Linked DNA regions of Homo sapiens: all the other regions are linked to region 2. The links are chromatin contacts, found by Hi-C or POLR2A ChIA-PET in ENCODE. All regions are on one chromosome and are shown on one strand. The core of a region is the stretch at or near the end of the contact, and the rest is flanking DNA. Distances in the headings are between cores, read along the strand shown.

What was found. Hi-C counts contacts between places; a loop is a spot of excess contacts on that map. ChIA-PET counts read pairs that join two places held with the same protein, here RNA polymerase II (POLR2A). Pooled maps may share reads with other maps.
Region 1: a pooled map shows a loop between it and region 2 (5-fold over the local background). The contact joins the promoter of ZNF615 here to the promoter of ZNF808 in region 2. A Hi-C loop is called at or near these places in 7 of 50 pooled maps.
Region 3: a loop to region 2 is called in a map of CD8-positive, alpha-beta T cell, with 21 times the contacts of the local background. The contact joins the promoter of ZNF813 here to the promoter of ZNF808 in region 2. A Hi-C loop is called at or near these places in 1 of 168 maps with a recorded cell type or tissue (CD8-positive, alpha-beta T cell), 2 of 37 single-sample maps with no recorded cell type and 10 of 50 pooled maps.
Region 4: a map with no recorded cell type shows a loop between it and region 2 (9-fold over the local background). The contact joins the promoter of ZNF761 here to the promoter of ZNF808 in region 2. A Hi-C loop is called at or near these places in 2 of 37 single-sample maps with no recorded cell type and 9 of 50 pooled maps. POLR2A ChIA-PET finds 5 or more read pairs at or near these places in 1 of 52 experiments (OCI-LY7).

Annotation. Positions count from the first base shown.
Region 1 is chr19:52,004,141-52,010,012 of GRCh38, forward strand. It overlaps ZNF615 (zinc finger protein 615), which reads right to left and starts at 4,071. Exons shown (of 7, transcript NM_001199324.2): 1 at 4,001-4,071; 2 at 3,153-3,190. LOC124904755 (a long non-coding RNA gene) reads left to right here and starts at 4,158. Exons shown (of 2, transcript XR_007067321.1): 1 at 4,158-4,339. RefSeq lists enhancers at 3,832-4,441, 4,502-4,581.
Region 2 is chr19:52,526,193-52,532,379 of GRCh38, forward strand. It overlaps ZNF808 (zinc finger protein 808), which reads left to right and starts at 1,476. Exons shown (of 5, transcript NM_001039886.4): 1 at 1,476-1,519. RefSeq lists enhancers at 95-921, 922-1,749.
Region 3 is chr19:53,463,622-53,469,016 of GRCh38, forward strand. ZNF813 (zinc finger protein 813) reads left to right here and starts at 4,112. Exons shown (of 4, transcript NM_001004301.4): 1 at 4,112-4,168. RefSeq lists a silencer at 3,956-4,085 and enhancers at 4,156-4,395, 4,332-4,893, 4,894-5,395.
Region 4 is chr19:53,427,587-53,433,233 of GRCh38, forward strand. ZNF761 (zinc finger protein 761) reads left to right here and starts at 4,398. Exons shown (of 5, transcript NM_001289951.2): 1 at 4,398-4,442. The region is part of intron 9 of ZNF765-ZNF761 (ZNF765-ZNF761 readthrough); the gene reads left to right. It also overlaps the pseudogene TPM3P9. RefSeq lists a silencer at 4,275-4,354.

The DNA of each region.
Region 1 (5,872 bases), core at 2,821-5,320, 520 kb before region 2:
GAAAAGAATCGTCACAACGTGATGCCCAGCAGCTGGGCAATCCTCAGGCAGACCAGTTTTAGGAAAGAGGTCACATAGACAGTTAAGATGCACACATTTTTTCTTTAAAACCATGTGTACCCATCTACCTTTTCAGAGGTCTTTTTACATTCTAGGATACTGCAATCTGAGAACACTGTCCTAAGCAAATAATAAGCACTATCTTATTTAAATTATTCATTACCATCCACATCTTTGACTTTTTTTCTTTTTTTTTTGAGACTGAGTTTCACTCACTCTGTTGCCCAGGCTGGAGTGAGTAAGACTCCAGTGGCGTGATCTCTGTTCACTGCAACCTCCATCTCCTGGGTTCAAGCGATTCTCCTGCTTCAGCCGCCTGAGAAGCTGGGATTACAGGTGAACGCCACATGCGCTGCTAATTTTTGTACTTTTAGTAGAAACGGGGTTTCACCATGTTGGCCAGGCTGGTCTTGAACTCCTGAGCTCAACTGATCCACCCATCTCAGCCTCCCAAAGTGCTGGGACTACAGGCATGAGCCACTGCACCCGGCCGCCATCCACATCTTGATACTTGCAAAGTATTCTAAGTATAAATGTATAAAGGATACTCAGCAAAAATATCCTTGAGGAATTACATATTACAGCAAATCCTAACGGATATTCTTCAAGCAAAAGAAAGATGACTCCAGTGTAAGCAGAGGAGCAAGGTCTGAAGAGGAACAAAACGGTAAGTAATTAATAAAGCCTAAATCAGTATTGACTGGAAAAATAATACTGATAATAATATATCAGGAAGTTTTAATATATATAGTGTTAAAATATTCCATAAGAACATATAGGCCGGGTGCGGTGGCTCACGCCTGTAATCCCAACACTTTGGGAGGCCGAGGTGGGCAGATCACGAGGTCAGGAGTTCGAGATCAGCCTGACCAACATGGTGAAACCCCGTCTCTACTAAAAATACAAAAATTAGCTGGGCATGGTAGCGCGTGCCTATAATCCCAGCTACTCAGGAGGCTGAGGCAGGAGAATTGCTTGAACCCAGGAAGCGGAGGGTGCAGTGAGCCAAGATTGTGCCATTGCACTCCAGCCTGGGTGACAGAGTGAGATTCTATCTCAAAACAACAACAACAAAAAAGAACATATAAAGTAGGAGGATGGCAAATGAAAACGTATTTTAAGATATCTGCATAGCAGAAGAGTATAAAATACTAATTACCATAACATTAACAAATAAGTTTATATGTTGTTTGTAATCAATAGTGTCAGCAATAAAACTAATTTTTAAAAAATTATTTCCATGTTAAAAGAGAGGTCTATGGTTTCCGTGGCAGCTACTCAACTCTACTGTTGTAGCTCAAAAATGCCCACATACAAAAAAATAGACAAATGATTGTGGCCAGGTCCCAACAAAACTTTATTAACAGAAACAGGTGCTGGGAGATTTAGTCCATGGGCTCTAGTTGCCCAACTGTGAATTTGTGCAGAAAAGCCATATGGTCACCTAAATCAAGAGTCAGTAATATAGTATCCAGGACCTGGACCACCTGTTTTGTAAATAAAGTCTTATAAGAACACAGCTACATGCATTCCATGACATTTCATCTCAGGCTATTATCACATTACAATGGCAGAGTTGAGAATTTGGGTCTAGAATGTCACTCAGTAGAATGCAGTATAAAAAAATAATCAAAGATGACTTTTGAATATAAGGGGCAAATTATCAGTATTTGCCTAATACGTCTGTATTCCTTTAGTCAGGTGGCTGGATACAAAATTTAAATAGAAAAATCCTATATCCTCCTAAAGCATATACAGATCGAGTCAGTATTAAGAGCAGAACCTTTCTTGGGAACAATTTAACATTCTATTGAAAATTGCCAATAAAGGTATACCTGGTAACCCAAAACCCCATTCCTAAAACTTTCTTAAAAGGTAATATTGGCAAAAGTGTGCTATCTGACAGGTCATTTTTACTTTCTTCACTTGATTTTTCATAGGGAAAACACAGGTTTACATCAGAAAAATATTAGCATTCTACATTTAAAATAAAATTGCTGATGGTAGTTCAGTAATATAAGTTTACGGCTTTAAATGTTTTCATTAATAGAAAAAAGAGAGAAACCAGGCGGGAGGAAGGGAGAGAAAAAAATGAATATAAATACAAATTTTACAAAAGACAAAACCAAAAATAATCCTCAGAGATAATCGTGAGGAAAAGATGTTTAACTCCTCTTTTGGCCAACAAGTAAAGCGACACAAGTTATGCCAATCACACAATGAGCAAGAAGCAGAATCAGGGCTGAAAATCCACTTTTGTTTCACTTCAAAATCCACTTTTACTCTACTTTATACCGAACCAAAATTATCTGTAAATCAGATGCCTCCCTATTAAGTAAATAAATAAAGCAATTAAAGGGCTATTAGTAGAATTCTAGTTAATCATATACAGAATTATTTAGAGGAATGGTACTTATGTCTGTAACTTACTTTGAAATATACCAAAATCGACAACAAATAAGGAATGATTCACAAACAGAGGAATGGATGAATACTTAGAAAACCAGTAGAGCTGATCTAATACAATGTTAATGGTAAAAGCTAGGTGGTAGGCATATTGGTATTAACATTAAACTTCTTTCAATATTTCCATAGGTTCAAAAATTTTCACAAAATAATATGTTAGGCAGAGAGAAAAATATTGTAATACTAAGAATTAAGATGACCAAATATAAAATAAATATTTAAAATTAATTTATCTTTTGTTATAGATTATAAGGAAAGGGGAGTCAGAAAGCAATACACTGCAATAAAAGTAATAGTCTAGATTGAAGATTAAAGGCAGGAAAAACAAAATTCATGGATAAATGGATAATCATAAAATGTTCCTAAAAATAATACCTAAACATTTTAAAACATTTCACTTCTATCCAAATGTACGCATAAACTTAATGTGAATGCACTTATAGTACCACCGGCTCAAACAGTAAAAACAACTTCTAAATGTTTATTACATAATATAAAGCGAAAAAGATAATAGTACCATTTACATAATTTATCTGAATTATGAATATTAAGCACATAACATACACGTCTAAAATTGAAATATTCTGAAAATTTGACAAAGGTTATCTTTGAGTAACCGAGCTTACCATGGCAGAGATGTTATCTTACTTGTGTCAGAAAGAACCTGAAAAGAAATATCCAAGAGGATACGCTGGAAACTTGCAGGACAAAGGGTAGAAGCCGCATCTTAAATATAAAACATACTACTTTTAGGTATGCTAGATGACTGATCTCGCCAAAAACTTCCATTTCTGAGGATTCAAGACCAAGGGGTGATGGAAGGTGCCAAAGGGGATTTAAAAACCAGTCGTGGAGAAGGGTCTTGGGCAGAAGGGGAATGCTAATGAGCATCAATTCTGTTCCAGCAGCCAGGGCTGGGGCTAACCCATCACCTGCCATGGTTCCCAGGCCTCCAGAGCTGCAGCCCACATCGGAATCTGTGGCGCTACCACCACCGCCACCGGGATTAATTCCAAAACCTGGATCAGAAACCTCCGTACCTTAACCCCCAAGACAGTTCCTCAATCATTTAGTCCCAAACAAAACCTGAACCATAAACCGATTCGCTGACAAAACAAACCCTCCAGTTCGCAATCACTGAGCCCCGCCAAAGGACAACACCAAAGACACCAGAATGTGACTTGGGCACTCAGTAGCGGATCTCTAGAGATCTTTAACCACAAACTACACGAGGACCCTGTGACTGGTCCCAGAGGTACCCCGATCACACACACACACACCCTATCACGGACCTCTTGTAGTTCCCCTGCGATAGGAATCGGACCCACGCTAAGCTCCTGAAAGAATTCCACTGGCGTCGCCAAACGCTGGCGCCGACAGATACCAGTCCATCACCACTGTCCACGAACACGCCCAGCCACGGACAGAATTTCCTCCCCCGTCACCACAGCGACCACCCAGTGACTGAACTTACTTCCCAGAACTTGGTGGGCTCCGGCCTCATCTCTCGGCCTCCTCAGTGCCTGACGGCGACTATCCAGGGTCGGAGGCGTTCCCAGCGTTTGCGCAGATGCAAGATGGCCGCGCCCTCGTCGCCTTGGCTCCATGGGGGCCGCCATCTTTGAGTATCTGACGTACACAAGGCAAAGGGCGCGTTTTGGCGCTGGTGACCGGGGGTGACCGGGGGTGACCGGGGATGGCCGGGAAGATGAAAGAGCACTGAAACTGTCCCATTTCCTGGCACCTCAACCCTTCATAAATACGGGTCCATATACAGAGGCTCCAGTTTACACAAGACAAAAATGGCGTGGAGGTAAATCCCTTTCAGCAGCTGAATAGAAGGCTAAGATGGCCGCGACGTTTACACTTTGTACAAAGGTTAGGAAACAGTTCCTTGTGAGGGAAAAGGAGAACCGGCCGAGAGGGGACACTTCGGCCAAAGCCAGATTTCTAACAAAGTAGCTTGAAGCGCCTTTTGAACGCAGAAGAGGGCTGTTAGCTACGCTGACGGAACAGGGGTAGCAGTCACAGACTAGGTAATGAAAACGGTTGGAACGTGCCAAAATTATGTTGGGTGAAAGGCATGGGGAAAAGCCAGTAAAAGCCAGAAAGTATAGTTCCCAAGGCGGAGGGGAGAGCCTGGGACCCAGGTGGAGCCAAATATGAGGGCTGGACTCAGGAGAAGTGGCCAGAAATTAAGGGAACAGGACCACTTCAGTGAGAAAAAAAAGGTTGGGAAAGAGGCCGGGCGCGGTGGCTCACGCCTGTAATCCCAGCACTTTGGGAGGCCGAGGTGGGCGGATCACCTGAGAGCGGGAGTTCGAGACCAGCCTGACCAACATGGAGAAACCCTGTCTCTACTAAAAATACAAAATTAGCCAGGCATGGTGGCGCATGCCTGTAATCCCAGCTACTCGGGAGGCTGAGGCAGGAGAATCGCTTGAACCCGGGAGGCGGAGGTTGCTGTGGGCCAAGATGGCGTCATTGCACTCCAGCCTGGGCAACAGGAGCAAAACTCCATCTCAAAAAAAAAACAAAAGAAAGAAAGGTTAAGAAGGAGATCACGTTATACTACGTGTGCCAACCGCGAATAGTATGTGCAAAGTCATGGCAATGCTGAACTGTAAATATAAATCCAACCAAACTTCCTATATTAGAAGAATGAGAGAAAGGAAATGCCTGTGTGAATCTATGTGTGTGATATAGGTATCAGTATATAAATATACAGAGAAATTGTCAAACTATTTTTCAGAGTCAAGTTCGTGTTCCATTTGCTCTTCTCACCCTTGGTATATGAGAGTTTTTCTTTTTTTTTGTTTTTTTTTTGTCTCTTTTTGAGGCAAGGTCCACTCTGTTGCCCAGTCTGGAGTGCCTGGGGAGATCACAGCTCACTGTAACTTGGAACTCCTGGGCTCCTGAATAGCTGGGACTACAGGTGGGCACCACCACACCTGGCTAATTTTTTAATTTTCTGTAGAGACAAGGGTCTCACTATGATGCCCAGCTGGTCTTGAACTGGCCTCAAGCAGTCCTCCCACTTCATCCTCCAAAAGTGCTGGGATTACAGGTGTGAGCCACTTCACCCTTCACCCGGCCTATAAAGAGATCTGAAAAGAAATAAGAAAAAAGATGGGCGCGGTGGCTCATGCCTGTAATCCTAACACTTTGGGAGGCCAAAGCGGGAGGATTGCCTGAGTTCAGGAGTTTGAGATCAGCCTGGCCAACATGGCGAAACCCCATAGCTACTAAAATACAAAAAAAATTAGCTGGGCATGGTGTCTCAGGCCTGTAGTCCCATTTACTTGGAAGGCTGAGGCACGAGAATCGCTTGAACCCAGGAGGCAGA
Region 2 (6,187 bases), core at 226-2,725:
GAGATGATTTCTCATTTGGGATAATATTTTTTAGTTTTCAATTATATTTTGTCAACATTTAAAAAGCAAAGTAAAGAATATTTCTTGGGCCAGGCATGTTGGCTGACGCATGTAATCCCAGCATTTTGGGAGGCTGACACAGGCAAATAACTTAAAGTGAGGAGTTCGATACCGGCCAGGTCACCGTAGTGATACCCCGTCTCTATGAAAAATACAAAAATTAACCGGGCATCGTGGCACGCGCCTGTAATGCCAGCTGCTCCCGAGGCTGAGGCAGGAGAATCGCTTGAACCCAGGAGGCAGAGGCTGCATTGAGTTGAGATCTCGCCACTGCACTCCAGCCTGGGCAACAGAAATACTGTGTCTCAATAATAGTAATAATAATAATAATAATAATAAAGTAATAGATCTCTTCCACAAATGTGCTGGGACAACTAACTGGATATCCACATGGAAAAGAGTAATGTTGGATCCCTATGTCACACCATCAAAAATTTTATTTAAAAAAGTTTTTTTTTTTTTTTTAAAAAGGGAAAAGGCCCGGGCGCGGTGGCTCACGCCTGTAATCCCAGCACTTTGGGAGGCCGACGTGGGCGGATCACCTGAGGTCGGGAGTTCAGCCTGGCTAACATGGTGAAACCCTGTCTCTACTAAATATACAAAATTAACTGGGCATGGTGGCGCATGCCTGTAGTCCCAGCTACTCGGGAGGCTGAGGCCGGAGTATCGCTTGAAACCAGGAGGCGGAAGTTCTAGTGAGCTGGGATCACTCCACGGCACTCCAGCCTGGGCGACGGAGTGAGACTCTGTCTCCAAAAAAAAAAAAAGGGAAAGAGAGAGAGAGAGACTAGGAAGGGAGACCTGCCGCAGTGGGTGTTACTTTGTCGCCCAGGCTGGCTTGGGACCCCAGGCTCAGCAATTCTCTCCGTTGCTTCCTGAGTAGCTGGGACCTGAGGCTCCCGCCCCCGCGCCTCTGCTGTGTTTAAGCAGCAGGTGGTGACCTCACTCCTTCCTGGCCTAAGCACTCCGTCCCGCACCCCTGGCGGTGGCTTTAAGGAAGTCTCTGAAGCTGAGCTCAGGGTGGACTCTCCCTCCCTAGTGAATGGAGATAGAAAGGGAGAGGACATCTATTCTGTTCCGTGGGCCGTCACCATGACATCGTACATGCCGCCCAGGCAGGGCTTTGCATTTCACATTCTAGTTTGCATCCCGGTTCCAGACAATTCCAGGGCTTTGGAATCATGCCTCAGACTTTCTGGCGCTCTCGCCTCCACAACCTAAAAACAGAGACGCTAGGAGAGAGGCTGAAAGACGCGCAAGTCCCGCCCCGGCCCCGCCCCGGCCCCGCCCTCTGCCGGTTCTAAAGGGCAAGGTCTCAGCGCCTCGCGCCCCGCCGCTACCTCGCCCAGGCCCCGCCCACCTCCTCCCACCTCCCGCCCAGGCCTGGCTTCCGTCCTGCGCGCGGAGATTAACGCAAACCCGGAAGCGGATCGGGTGGAGTGAAGGTCACGTCGCCATGGTGAGTTTTGCTCTGTGTTGCATTAAGTCTCCGCTTCCCAGGTCCCCGCCGCTTCTGTCCCTGGGACGTGGGGTCCCCACAGACCTGGAAATTCTCGCCCGTCTTCCTTCGCCCAGAGCAAATTGAGACAGCCCAGTGAGAGGCCGGGTGTCGCTTCCTTTCGGGTTTAAAGTCGTCTGGAGGCTGGTCCCGTCCCGGGTCTGTCTGCTATAGGGCAATGTATACACTTTCTATTGCGTAGTTTTTCTGCTCAAAACCTTCTTCTGACTCTTCCCTCCTCGCGCTATTTAAAGTCTTCACCCACGAGGTGGATTCTTGCCCGGGGCGCACCTCCCAGCCACCCCTCGTCGGCCCCTGGAGCGTCGCGCCGCAGCCCCAGTCCCAGGGAGGCCGCGTCCTCTGCCTGGTCCTGGGATCTTGCAGACCCCATCCTTCTCCCAAGGCGCCGTCCCCCCTCCTCCCACCTCCCTACTCGTGCCAGAGCCTGCGGCTCCCCAGGTCTCTCCTCCGCAGTCACCGCTTCCATTGAACCCACACTGGGAAGGACGCAGGGCCCTGTCCTGTGACATGGGGTCTTCTTGCCTGCCGAGCTCCAGCCCTTGGAAAACGCGCTCCTCCGGGATGCAGGCGTCTTACTCCAAACCCTCCTGCGATTGTGTGGGCCGAAGGGATCAGGAGACAGACAGCAGTAGAAAACCTGAGACAGAGAAAGAATAAGAAAGGCCCATAACAGATGGCAAAATAGAGGATTGGTGAGGGATATGCCAAGATATGGTGAAAGTGGAAAAAGAAAGCAACAAAATACCTAGAAAAGCAGGTGGAGAAAAGCAACTGGAGAAATGTAGAGAAAAGCTAGATGTACACAGAGATGAAGGACGGCAAGGTAGGGAGAGTGGCAGCAAAGAGGGAGGCTCATCAGAGTGAGGGAGAGAGGGAGGGATTTGGAGCCAGGGCAGACAGAGCAGAGTGGTGCTGGTGTCAAGGAGAACCGAGGGAGAAACACAGCAGGGAGGACACCTGGGGATCTGGGGTGACACAGAGTGGGGACAGGGGAGTATATCAGGGAAGAGAGAATTTAACAGGGAGAGCAGAGGAGGCGCAGAGATGGGTGAAGAGGCAGAAATAGATGGAGATTGAGGACGATTGAAAGATTGGGGAGAAGGAGCAATAAGAGGTTAAATAAGTTGCGAGGATGGAGCAGAAGAGATGGAAGAGAAGGAATAGAGGGAAGAAGGGGGATAAACAGCAGAAGAGAAGAGGGGTACAAAATGAAGAGCAGAATCCCAGGGAGAAAGAAAAGAAAACAAGAGCTAGAGAGAGAAGGGGGAGAATGAGAGATATGTACAGAATTAGGGAGGGAAGCGCAGTAATGAAGAAAGGGGGGCTAGGCACAGTGGCTCACGCCTGTAGTCTCCACACTTTAGGAGACTGAAGCAAGAGAATTGCTTGAGTCTAGGAGTTCGAGACCAGCCTGGGCAACATAGTGAGACCCCTATCTCTGCCAAAAAAAAAAAAAAGGAAATAACGGGGCATAATCGTGTGCACCTGTACTCCCAGCTGCTCTGGAGGTGGAGGTAGGAGGATGACTTGAGCTCAGGAGGTCCAGGCTGCAGTGAACTGAGATCATGCCACTACACTGCAGCCTGGTCAACAGAGCGAGATCTTGTCTCAAAAGAAAAAATGGGGCGAGAGACTGGGTTTAGATCAGTGGATGAGTTCATTGGATATGATTAGTTGTGACATGTTGACTTCCCTGTATATAATCTAATAACTAAAAACTTGTTTAAATTATACAGATTGAGAATTTTAAAATTGGTGTCTATAAAACATGTACATTCTATAAATCTTGGCATCAGAGGTTATGTTCCACTTGGAATCCCTATTCAACCAGAGGGAAGTGACTTATTCAGTTGTGAATCACTGTCTTCCCTTTTCCTAGGATTGGGAGGATGTGGGGTAGAGAAGTGGGAAAAAAGTCGCTGTCTGTTATTACATAATACTTTTAATTTAATTAATTAAATGATATTTTGAGTCAGGGTCTGGCTGTATCACACAGGCTGGAGTGCAGTGGCGTGATCCTCTAACTGTAGCCTCTACCTCTTGGACTCAAGTGATCCTCCTACCTCAGCCTTCTGAGTAGCTGGGACCAGAGGCATGAGCCACCAAGCCCAGCTAGTTTACATATATATATATATATATATTTTTTTTTTTTGTAGAAACGTGGTTTCACTATGTTTCCCAGGCTGTTCTCAAAACCCTGGGGTCAAAGGGTCCTCCTGCCTTGGCCTCCCAAATTACTGGGATTACAGGTGGGATTACAGGGATGGCCCACCGCGTCTGGCCTACATAGCCCCCCCCTTTTTTTTGAGAGGGAGTTTTGTTCTTTTTGCCCAGGCTAGCGTGCGATGGCATGATCTCAGCTCACCACAACCTCCGCTCCCTGGCTTCAAACAATTCTACTGCCTCACTCTCCAGAGTAGTTGGGAGTACAGGCATGCACCACCATGCCTGGCTAATTTTGTGTTTTTAGTAGAGACGAGGTTTCTTCATGTTGGTCCAGGCTGGTCTTTAACTCCCTACCTCAAGTGACCCGCTGCCTCGGCCTCCCAAAGTGCTGGGATTCCTGGCGTGAGCCACCACTCTCAACCCATAGTAGTTTTTAAAAGGGACATCAAGGCATGGTGGCTCACGCCTGTAATCCCAGCACGTTGGGAGACAGAGGTGGGTGGATCATGAGGTCAGGAGTTCAAGACCAGCCTGGCTGACACAGTGAAACTCAATCTCTACTAAAAAATACAAAAATTAGCCAGGCATGGTGGCAGATGCCTGTAATCCCAGCTACTCAGGAGGCTGAGGCAGGAGAATTACTTGAACCCGGGAAGCAGAGGTTGCAGTGAGCCGAGATTGCATCACTGCATGCCAGGCTGGGCAACGGAGCTAGACTCCATCTGACAAAAAAAAAGAGAGAAAGAAAAAGTAAGGAACATCAAAGTTGGGCCTGGTGGCTCATTCCTGTAATCCCAGCACTTTGGGAGCAAATCACTGAAGGCCAGGAGCTCGAGACCAACCTGGCCTACATGGTGAAACCCCGTCTCTACCAAAAATACAAAAATTAGCTGGCCATGTAGACATACGCCTCTAATTTCACCTACTCCGGAGGCTGAGGCAGGAGAATTACTTGGACCCGGCTGGGAGGCAGAGGTTGCAGTGAGCCATGATCACACTACTGCACTCCAGCCTGGGTGACAGAGTGAGACTCCGTCTCCCCGCCCCCCAAAAAAAGAAAAATTAGCCAAGGGTGGTGGCATGCGTCTGTAGTCCCATCTACTCAGGAGGCTGAAGCAGGAGAATCTCTTTAGGCAGGAGAATCATGCCACTACACTGCAAGCTGAGTGACAGAGTGTGACTTGGTCTCAAAAAAACAAAAAAAGAAATAGCAATCAGCTCTTTAATGTCTCCCTTTATATAAGCAGTAGTCCTGGCCATGTTCGGTGGCTCACACTTGTAATTCCAGCACTTTGGAAGGCTGATGTGGGCGAATCACCTGAGGTCAGGGGTTCGAGACCAGCCTGACCAATATAGAGAAACCCGGTCTCTATAAAACTACAAAATTAGTGTGTAGGTGTGGTGGCGCGTGGCTGTAATCTCAGCTACTCGGGAGGCTGAGGCAGGAGAATTGCTTGAACCTGGGAGGCAAAGGTTGTGGTGAGCCAAGATCGCGCCATTGCACTCCAGCCTGGGCAGCAAGAGGGAAACTCCATCTCAATAAATAAATAAATTAATTAATTAATTAATAATAAAAATAAAAGCAGACGTATTCACGTGTAGTCAACACGCATGACCAAATTCTCTCACAGGCACCATCTGCAGGAACATCCTATTGGACAATAAGAACTCTGAACATCGCTTTTGGCCAATATAAACATTCAGACCAGGAAGTCTGCATCATATTTTTGATGTTTTTATTGTGCAATTTGTTTTATACAATGTTTTCTGTGATCTCAGTTTATAAATTTTCCCAGTACACATTCTATGTTTTATATTTTACACACAGTAACTAGATAACTAAGGGCAATGAATATATATAAAATTGCTGTATTGCCTGGTGTTATGTAACTGTACTTGTGACATTGTAATTGCACCCTCTGACACTGTTAGTCAGTTCTTATTCCTTTTAATGCTGTGTATTTACTTGAACTCATACATCAGAAGGTAGTGATCTTAACATGTATTTCAGTCTTATAGTGTGTGCTGGTGGTAAGTAGAAGTTGTGGCTTTTTTCTTGAGAGAGAATTGTTTAGAATTCTGCAGGCTGTATAAATGTACTTATTATTTGCTTGCTGGTTTTATCATGGGTTAGAATAGTTTACTGATTAATATTTAAGATTTCACATATGGCTTTTCAGTATATGATATGTAATGGAACTGACACACTGCACTTGTTAATTTCAATAAGTGCCTGTTCTGCGTGGATTTAGGTAATTTTATGACAGGTATTCAGAAAAAGGTTGTATTAACATTTTTTTTTTTTTGAGATGGAATCTCGCTCTGTCACTCAGGCTGGAGTGCAGTGGCACAATCTTGGCTCATTGCAATCTCTGCCTCCCAGGTTCAAGTGATTCTTGTGCCTCTGCCTCCTGAGTAGCTGGGACTACAGGTGACCGCCAC
Region 3 (5,395 bases), core at 2,862-5,361, 940 kb after region 2:
GTCCTCCGGGTTCTGATTGGTGGATTGTTTCTGATGTGCCATGATATTACCCCTAATATCACAGGGATGCTTCCTGCCCGTTGAAGTTACTATTTCGAACAATCGAAGGTAAAACAACATATTGTAGTGGGCCACCTGTACTGAACGTTGAATCGTTTTTCCTCTTAAGTTGAAAATAGTTTCAATGCAAAGAGCTTTTTTGGAGAAGGTAGAGTCGCGCGTCCTGCAGGCGGGGCAAGCTCCCCTCAGTCTGGGGCAGGGCGGTGGAGAGGGTCAGGGACCTCGGTAAAGGGGTGGAGTGGGGCGCTGGTTGCAGCGGGCACAGACAATTAGAACGGCTTATTAAACTAAGCAAGGTCCTGGGTTGGGTTGTTTGAGTGGATAATGGAAACTGAAGGGTGACAAGCAGAACTGCCTATTATACACAGGAGGTGAAGGACAATTTCATATTTCATGGAAATAAAGTCAGGGCCCGGAGCGGTGGTTCACACTTGTAATCCCAGCACTTTGAGTGGCCGAAGTGAGAGGATCGCTTGAGCCCAGGAGTTTGAGATCAGCCTGGGCAACATGATGAGACGTCGTCTCTAATAAAAATATAAAAAAATCAGCCAAGTGTGGTGGTGCGCGCCTGTGGTCCCAGCTGCTGGAGCGCTGAGGTGGGAGGATCGCTTGAGCCAGGGAGTTGGAGGCTGCAGTGAGCCCTGATCTCACCACCACACTCTAGCCTGGGTGTCAGAGCTAGACCCTGTCTCAAACAAACAAGCAAATAAATGAGAGGTGTAATTCCTCCTGTGAAAATAAAGAGATTTACTTTCCTTTCGTCTCTTTTCTTAGGAGACTTATTTAGAAAATTTGTAAATGGATTTTGTCTGTCTTCTGAGGTTTTTTGTTGTTTTGTTTTTGTTGTTTGTTTTTTAGATGGAGTTTTGCTTTTGTTGCTTAGGCTAGAGTGCAATTGCACGATCCCAGTTCACCGCAGCCTTCAACTTCCGGGTACAAGCCCGGTTTCGAACTCCTGACCTCAAGTGATTCGCCATCTTGGCCTCTGAAAGTGCTGGGATTACAGGTGTGAACCACCACACCTGGTCTGAAGTGGTATTTTTTAGAAACTAACTAAACCTTTTTTCAGCTTGATGACCCAGGGATGTATTTCTGAAGGACTTGGGAGCTCTCTTTGAAAGGCAAAATACAAGGGAGACAGTACCTGTATCTCAGTAGGAAATTAAATAATTCATACATCAAATAATTCCAATTTAAAGCTATGACCTTTAAATAATTATGAGCCTTTGAAGAGAGAGGCCATTTCTCTTACTGTCTCCTGTCTCTGAAGTAAAAGCTGAAAAACAACAGGAATGAAGTCAGTGGCAAGACCAGCTGGTGCCACTGATGACCAGGCCTGAGGTTAAAATATTAACCCCCAACTCTAACCACATGTGCTCTCAATCTATCATGACCCTTTCACGTGGAACCCCTTACAGTTGTAAGCCCTTAAAAGGACCAGGAACTCCTTCTTGGGGGAGCTCGGTTCTTGAGATGCCAGTCAGCCGATGCTCCCGGCCAAATAAAGCAACTTCCTTCTTTAACCCTGTGTGTGAGGGCTTTTGTCTGTGGCTCGTCCTGCTACACCTTGAGAGAAATGTGCTCATTCAGCTTGAGTCCAGTGGAATGCAGGCGTAACTTCTACGAGTTTTCCTTGCCACGTGTGGTGGCCCACACCTGTAATCTCACCACTTTGGGAGGTCGAGGTGGACAGATCACTTGAGGTCAAGAGTTTGAAACTAGCATGGCCAACATGGTGAAACCACCTCTCTACTAAAAATACAAAACAAAAGGCCAGGCGTGGTGGCTCACACCTGTAATCCCAGAAAATTGGAAGGCTTGGGCGGGTGGATCACAAGGTCAGGAGTTTGAGACCAGCCTGCCCTACATGGTGAAACCCCATCTCTACTAAAAATACAAAAGTTAGCTGGGCTCCTAGCTACTCGAGAGCCTGAGCCAGGAGAATCGCTTGAACCCGGGAGGCAGAGGTTGCAGTAAGCAGCTGAGATCGTGTCATTGCTCTCCAGCTTAGGCAACAGAGCGAGACTCTGTCTCAAACAAAAAAAAACAATGGTGGCATGCACCTGTAATCCCAGCTACTTGGGAGGCTGAGGCAAGAGAACTGCTTGAATCTGAGAGGTAGAGGTTGCAGTGAGCCGAGGTCGCCCCACTGCACTCCAGCCTATGCAAGTCTTCCTCTTATTTACAGGAAAAGTTTTCATGTAAATAATTAGAAAGACTAAGCAACCCCAGAGATAAGACCTCCTGAGATCATTGTCCCTTTTTATGGAGTGATAAAGTAACCTTCCTTGAAGTGTATCACTCTGTCACCAATCAACTTGCTGCAACCTATGCACTGGTCTTGAATGGAAAATGTGATTGTCCTAAAGCTTCTGTCTTTCCCTGTGTGTGAAACCTAAACGTCTCTACTATGGAACGCTGATCCCATTCATTTGGAGTTGATGTTTGCCAGTGGCTATCCTCATGCTTTGTGTTCAGATAAACTCTATATTTAATCATAAATTCTAAATTTTATTATTTACTGCTGACATCAGTTTCTGTCGGATTTTAGGAGCCTCACTACAGAGGGCACCTGTCGCCATGTTGTAAAACTCACACTTGTCAAAAAAACATGGGTTAGGGTTTCTTCCCCTCCTCGGCATGAAGCTACTTAGCTGACACAGATGGTTACCTCCATTACCAAGTAGAGCCAGGATGAACTATGTGTGACCAAGGGTGTTGTCAAGTCCTCTTCCCTGAGGACTGATTAGTGTTTATCTTGAAAACATGTACTTAATGGGTTGTATAGAACAGTGAAGTTTCTTTCTCTCTTTTCAACCTCTTAGCTGTTTGTCTATTTCGCATCATAATCTGGCCTAAGGCTTATTTATTAATGAAATGGTTTTAATTTCTTTCTCTATTGTCGTCGTGGAGATGATTTCTCATTGGGGGGAAGACTTTTTGTTTGTTTTCAATTATGTTTTCTCAACAATTGGAAAGTGAAGTAAAAAGTATTTGTTGGGCCAGGTGCAGTGGCTCACGCCTGTAATGCCAGCACTTTGGGAGGCCGAGGCAGGCGGATCACTTGAAGTCAAGAGTTTGAGACCAGCCTGGCCAACATGGTGAAACCCGTCTACAAAAATACAAAAATTAGCCAGGCATGGTGGCACGCGAATGTAATGGCAGGTACTCCGGAGGCTGAGGCAGGGGAATCGCTTGAACCCAAGAGGGAAGAGGCTGCAGTGAACCGAGATCCCGTTACTGCCCTCTAGCCTGGGCGACAGAGAAATACTCTGTCTCAAAAGAAATAAGTAAATAAATAAAGTAATAAATCTCTTCCACAAACGTGCTGAGACAACTAACTGAATATCCAGATGGAAAAGAATACTGTTGGATCCCTATCTCACACAATCAAAATTGTATTTTAAAACATTAAAAAAAAAAAAGGAAAAAAAGAGACGAGGAAGGAAGCGCTGCGGGAGGGGGTGTTACTTTGTCGCTCAGGCTGGCCTGGACCCCCAGGCTCAGCGATCCTCCCGCCGCTGCTTCCTGAGTAGCTGGGACCTCAGGCTCCTGCCCCCGCGCGCGCATCCCTCCCACCCCGGCGCCCCATCCAGCAGGTGGTCACCTCACTCCTCCCTGGCCTGAGCACTCCGTCCCGCATCCATGGCGGTGGCTTTAGGGAAATCTCTGAAGTTGAGCACGGGGTGGACTTGCCCTCCTGAGTGAATGGAGAATAGAAAGGGGGAGGATTTCTATTTTGTTTTGTGGGCCGTCAGCATGAAATCGTACCTTCCGCCCAGGCAGGGCTTTGCATTTCACATTCTAGTTTGCATCCCCGTTCCAGACAATTCCAGGGCTTTTGAATAGTGCCTCAACCTTACTGGCCGGTCTCGACTCCAAAACCCTAAAACAGGCGCTGGAGCGAGGGTGACGGACTCACAGGTCCCACCCCGGCCCCGCCCTCTGCGCCTTCCAAAGGGCAAAGTCTCTCCGCCTCTCGCCCCGCCCCTGCTTCGTCAGGCCCCGCCCACCTCCCAGGTCCCGCCCAGGCCTGGCTTCTGTCCTGCGCGCAGATTCGCGAAAACCCGGAAGCGGATCGCGTGGAGTGACGGTCCCACGGCAGCGCGTGAGTTTGGCTCTGTGTTGTATTAGGTCTGCACTTCCCAGGTCCCTGGCGCTTCTGTACCTGGGGCGTGGGGTCCCCACAAACCTGGAAATTCTCAGCCGTCTTCCTTCACCCAGAGCAAATTGAGACGACCCCGTGAGAGTCCGGGGGTCGCTTCCTTTTGTGTTTAAGGTCGCCCTGAGGCTGGTCCCGTCCCGGGTCTTTCTGCTATAGGGCAATGTATACACTTTCTATCGCGCATTTTTCCTGCTCTAAACCTTTCTCTGACTCCTCCCACCCCGCGCTTTTTGAAGTCCTCACCCAAGGGGTGGATTCTCGCCCACTTCGGCCGGTGGAGCGCAGAACCGCGGCCCCAGTCCCGGGAAGGCCGCGTCCTCTGTCTGGTCCCGGGATCCTGCAGACCCCACCCTTGTCTTAAGGCGCCCTCGCGCCCCCCCCCCCCCACCTCCCTCCTCCTGCCGGGCCCTGCTGCTTCCTAGGTCTCCCCTCCGCAGTCACGGCTTCCCCTGAGCCCACGTTGGGGAGGTGCCCGGGGCTTGTCCTGTTGAAGGAGGCCAGCCCTTCCACACCTGTGGGTATTTCTCGTCAGGTGGGAAGAGAGACTGAGAAAAGAAATAAGACACAAAGACAAAGTATAGAGAAAGGACAGTGGGCCCAGGGGACCGGCGCTCAGCATACGGAGGACCGGCACCAGTGCCAGCCTCTGAGTTCCCTCAGTATTTATTGATCATTATTTTTACTGTCCTAGTGAGGGGAGTGTAGCAGGGCAACAGGTGGGGAGAGGTCAGCAAGAAAACATGTGAGCAAAGGAATCTATATCATGAATAAGTTCAAGGAAAGGTACTGTGCCCAGATGTGCACGTAGGCTAGATTTATGTTTCTCTTCACCCAAACATCTCAGTGTAGCAAAGAGTCACAGAGCAGTATTGCTGCCAGCATATCTCGCCTCCAGCCACAGGGCGGTTTTCTCCTATCTCAGAATAGAACGAATGGAAATGGTCAGCTTTACACCTAGACATTCCATTCCCAGGGACCAGCAGGAGACAGAAGTCTTCCTCTTATCTCAACTGCAAAGAGGCCTTCCTCTTTCACTACTCCTCCTCAGCACAGACTCTTTACGGGTGTCCGGCTGGGGGATGTAAGGTCTTTCCTTTCCCACGAGGCCATATCTCAGGCTGTCTCAGTGGGGGGAAACTTGGACAATACCCAGGCTTTCTAGGGCAGAGG
Region 4 (5,647 bases), core at 3,148-5,647, 900 kb after region 2:
GCTGGAGTGCGATGGCACGATCTCGGCTCACTGCAACCTCCGCCTTCCGGGGAGGCGTGATTAGCCACCACGCCCGGCTAACTTTTGTATTTTAGTAGAGATGAGGTTTCACCATCTTGGCCAGGCTGGTCTCGACCCCCTGATCTCAGGTGATCCACTTTGCCCAGCCTCCCAAATTGTTGGGATTACAGGTGTGAGCCACCACGCCCAGCCCCTTTGCTCTTTTTTAATAGGGTTATTACTATTACCATATTTGCTTTTGAGTTGTGAGTGTTCCTTATATATTTTGGATATAAACTCCTTATCACAGGTATGGTATATATGGTTTGAAATATTTTCTCCCATTATCATGCCCCAATATCACTAAGTTACATTTCACTGCTCCCTCTTGAACACCTGAAAAAATTTCCTATTTCCATGTGTCTGTATCCAGGTTATTGTCACTTTTACCTGAAGACACATTTATATATGCTGATATTCCCCAATAACTAATATATTTTTACTCTTTTTTTTTTTTTTGAGATGGAGTCCTGCTCTGTCACCCAGGCTGGAGTGCAGTGGCATGATCTCAGCTCACTGCAACCTCTGCCTCCCAGGTTCAAGTGATTCTCCTTCCTCAGCCTCCCAGGTTGCTGGGATTACAGGCACATGCCACCACCACTAGCTAATTTTTTTGTATTTTTATTAGAGATGCGGTTTCACCACATGGGTCAGGCTGGTCTTGAACTCCGGACGTCATATGATCCACCCGCCCTTGGTCTCCCAAGGTGCTGGGATTATAGGCATGAGCCGCTGCACCCGGCCCTAACTAATATATTTTAAATAACTTTTTGCTCTTGGCACATGGACTAAAACCACATCACCAGGCCTTCAATGACGTCCAATGTCTGCCATCTTATTTCCACTCCAGCTCCGCCCCAGGCATAGTTGCCTTTCTTTTTATTGAAGCCTTCTCCTTGCCAAGTTAATTAAAGAGAATGTTTTCTTCATCAAATTAGAAATTACATCCTCAGAGCTTTCCAGTATTTGTAGTTCTTACAGGCCACATTTATTACAAGTTTATAGACTCCAAACTTCTCCACTGAACAGTTAATAAAAAGGACACAGGCTTATTGTAAAATAATTCATTTAGTGCCTGCCATTCTGATTACACTAGAAATTTAGTTCTCCTGCTCAGCGTTCTGTTATGTGACTGTTCAATGCATTACTTAAAACTGCAAGATTGAATAGAGAGATCAGCTTCTGACACTGATGAATGCAAACCACAAGAAACCAAGTCTCCTCTGCAAAATGATGAAAACACTCGCAAAGTCACTAAAATCAATCATTTCAGACTTCTGAAATTTACCAAAGCCACAGAACAAAGTGAAAAGTATCTATCCCACAGAAAGTACCAAACTTCAGTAAGACAGCAGCATTTGTGTCATTTTAATGTGGAGGCATTACCATTACCCTCCATCCTTCGTTCAGTGTAGAGCACTGACCTCTTTTGAAGCTCCTTTTAAACACCTCCTATCAGGCCAGTCGCGGTGGCTCAAGCCTGTAATCCCAGCACTTTGGACGACAGAGCGAGACTCCATCTGAAAAAAAGAAAGAAAAAAAAAAGAGAAAGTGACTTTTCAAGACTGTGATTTATGGTCTCCCCTGGGAACCAACAGTATCTGTGCTGAGAGCAGATATTTGGGTGGAAGGGGCTCTGGTGTGCAGGGCATGCCTTCTGTAGCTCAGTGCTTCTGACAATGGGTCCGAGGGGAGAAACATTGGCATTAACAGGGAACTTGTTAAAGATGCCAATTTATAAATGCTACCTCAAACCTGCAGAATCAAACATTATTACAGTGGGTTGTGGAGTGCCAGATGACTTATATTCACCTTAAAGCTTGAGAGTCAGTGCTTAGCTAAGAGGCTCTCAGCCCAGGCTTCCAGTTGGATCAAATGGTCATATTCAGTTACTACCATCACCTGTGCCCTCCCCATAGCGTCTGTCTATTGGTGTCGGGGGAAACATCCATGCTGTTTCAATTAACTACCCTGCCCCCAGGTGATTCTAGGGTGAGGAGAAGTCCAGCATGAGGGCTTCCATATGCATTTGTGAAGGTTGATGGCAGACTGTTCCAAATGAGAATAATGGTTTCCGTGATATGATAAAAGCAATGCTATTGAATATGATGATGACTGATGAGAAGTTTTGCATAGCATTCGCTGTAAAAAAGCCACTTATAGGCTGGGCACGGTGGCTCACGCCTGTAATTCCAGCATTTTCGGAGGCTGAGGTGAGCAGATCACCGGAGGTCAAGAGTTCAAGACCAGCCTGGCTAACATGGTGAAACCCTGTCTCAACTAAAAATGCAAACATTAGCCAGATGTGGTGGTGGATGCCTGTAATCCCAGCTACTTGGGAGGCTGAGGCAGGAGAACTGCTTGAATCTGAGAGGTGTAGGTTGCAGTGAGCTGACATCATGCCTCTGCACTCCAGCCTGGGTGAGAGAGCAAGACTACGTCCAAAAAAAAAAAAAAAGAGAGAGAGAATTTTCCTGTAAATAATTAAAAAGACTAAGCAGCCCCAGAGATAAGACCTCCTGGGATCATTGTCCCTTTATATTGAGTGATAAAGTAACCTTCCTTGAAGTATATCAATCCATAACCAATCACCTTGCTGCACCCTATGTACTGGTCTTGAATGGAAAATGTGGTGATTCTTCTAAAGCTTCTCTGTCTTTCCGTGTGTGTGAAACCTAAGGGAACGCTGATCCCATTCATTTGGAGTTGATGTTTCCAGGTGGCTATCCTCATGCTTTGTGTTCAAATAAACTCTGTGCTTAATCATATATTCTAAATTTTATTATTTACTGCTGATATCAGTTTCTGTCAGACTGTAGGAGCCTCACCAGAGAGGGCACCTGTCGCTATGTTGTAAAACTCACACTTGTCAGAAAGACATGGGTTAGTGTTACTCCCCGTCCCTCAGAATGAAGCTAATTAGCTGACACAGATGGTCACCTCCATTACCAAGTAGAGTCAGGATGAACTATGTGTGACCAAGAGTGTTGTCAAGTCCTCTTCCCTGAGGACTGATTAGCGTTTATCTTGAAAACATGTCCTTAATGGGTTGTATAGAACAGTAAAGTTTCTTTCTCTTTTTTCAACCTCTTAGCTGTTTGCCTGTATTTCGCATCACAATCTGGTCTAAGGCTTATTTATTAATGAAATGGTTTTAATTTCTTTCTCTATGATCATCGTGGAGATGATTTCTCATTTGGAGAAAGACTTTTTGTTTGTTTTCAATTATATTTTCTCAACAATTAGACAGTGAAGTAAAAAGTATTTTGGGGGGGCCAGGCACAGTGGCTCACGCCTGTAATCCCAGTACTTTGGGAGGCCGAGGCAGGTGGATCACTTGAAGTCAGGAGGTTGAGACCAGCTGGCCAACATGGGGAACCCACCTACAAAAATACAAAAATTAGCCGGGCATGGTGGCACGCGCCTGTAATGGCAGGTACTCCGGAGGCTGAGGCAGGGGAATCGCTTGAACCCAGGAGGCAGAGGCTGCAGTGAGCCCAGTTCCTGCCACTGCACTCCAGCCTGGGCGACAGAGAAATGCTCTGTCTCAAAATAAAAGAAAAGAAATAAGTAAATAAATAAAAGAAAGTAATAGATCTCTTCTACAAATGTGCTGGGACAACTAACTGGATATCCACATGGAAAAGAATAATGTATCCCTATCTCACACAATCAAAATTTTATTTTAACGTTAAAAAATGGAGAAAAAAAGAGAGAGAGACGAGGGAGGGAGTCCTGAGGGAGGGGTGTTACTTTGTCGCCCAGGCTGGCCTGGACCCCCAGGCTCAGCGATCCTCTCGCCGCTGCTTCCTGAGTAGCTGGGAACTCAGGCTCCCGCCCCCGCGCCTGAATCCTTGCTGTGTTTATCCAGCAGGTCGCCCCTGGCTGGCCTGAGCATTCCGTCCCGCATCCCAGGGGGAGGCCCTAGGGAAGTCTCTGCAGCTGAGCACGGGGTGGACTCTCCCTCCTGAGTGAGTGGAGAATAGAAAGGGAGAGGATTTCTGTTCTGTTCTGTGGGCCGTCAGCATGAAATCGTACGTTCCGCCCAGGCAGGGCCTTGCATTTTACATTCTAGTTTGTATCCCGTTCCAGACAATTCCAGGGCTTTTGAGTCCATGCGTCAGCCTTCCTGGGCGGTCTCACCTTCACCACCCGAAAACAGGTGCTAGGAGAGAAGCTGAGAGGAGCACCGGTCACGCCCCGGCCCCGCCCTCTGCCGGCTCTAAAGCGCAAGGTCTCTCCGCCTCGCGCCCCGCCCCTGCCTCGTCCAGGCCCCGCCCACCTCCTTGCGGGTCCCGCCCAGGCCTGGCTTCTGCTCTGCGCGCGCAGATTCGTGCAGACCAGGAAGCGGATAGCGTGGAGTGACGGTGCCACCGCGGCGCGTGAGTTTCGCCCTGTCTTGTATTAAGTCTGCTCTTCCAGGTTCCTGGCGCTTCTGTACCTGGGACTTGGGATCCCCACAAACCTGGAAATTCTCAGCCGTCTTCCTTCACTCAGAGCAAATTGAGACGACCTCGTGAGAGGCCGTGGGTCGGTTCCTTTTGGGTTTAAGGTCCCCCTGAGGCTGGTCCCGTCCCGGGTGTTTCTGCTACAGGGCAATGTATACACTTTCTAACCTGTAGTTTTCCTGCTGTAAACCTTTTTCTGACTCCTCCCGCCCCGCGCTTTTTAAAGTCCTCACCTGAGAGGTGGATTCTCGCCTTTGTCGGCCCCTGGAGCCCAGCGCCGCTGCCCCAGTCCCGGAAAGGCCGCGTCCTCTGCCTGGTCCTAGGATCCTGCAGACCCCACCCTTGCCTTAAGGTGCTGTCGCCCCTTCACCTCCCTCCTTGTGCCGGGCCCTGCTGCTCCACGGGTTTCGCCTCCACAATCACCGCTTCCCCTGAGCCCGCGTTGGGGAGGTGCCCGGGGCCTGTCCTGTGACGCGGGGTGTTACTGCCTGCCCAGCTCCAGCCCCTGGAAAATGCGCTCCCCCGGGATGCAGGCGTCTTACTCCAAACCCTCCTGTGACTGTGTGGGCCAAAGGGATCAGGAGACGGACAGAGAGCAGTGGAAAACCTGAGACAGAAAAGAAGAATGAGAAAGACCTATAACAGATGGCAAAGTAGAGGATGGGTGAGGGATTTGCCAAGAGACAGCAAAAGTGAAAAGAAAACGATAAGAAAGCAGGAGGAGAAAAGCAAGTGCAGAAATGTAGAGAAAAGCTGGATGTACAGAGAGATGAAGGACAGCAAGGTAGGGAGAGGGACAGCAAAGAGGGAGGCTCATCAGGGTGAGGGAGAGGAGGAGGGATTTGGAGCCAGGGCAGACAGAGCAGAGTGGTGCTGGTGGCAAGGAGAACAGAGGGAGAAGCACAGCAGGGAGGACACCTGGGGATCTGGGGTGCTAGAGAGTGGGGACAGGGGGGTATAACAGGGAAGAGAGAATTTAACGGGGAGAGCAAAGGAGGCGCAGAGATGGTGTTGCGGGAAACTGAGGACTAGACAGACTGATATGGGGGAGACAAAAGGATGTTTATTTAAGATACGCACCGGCTCAGTGGATTTACATCTAAAAAGCTGAGCATTTCAACAAAGACGGAGTGGGGTTT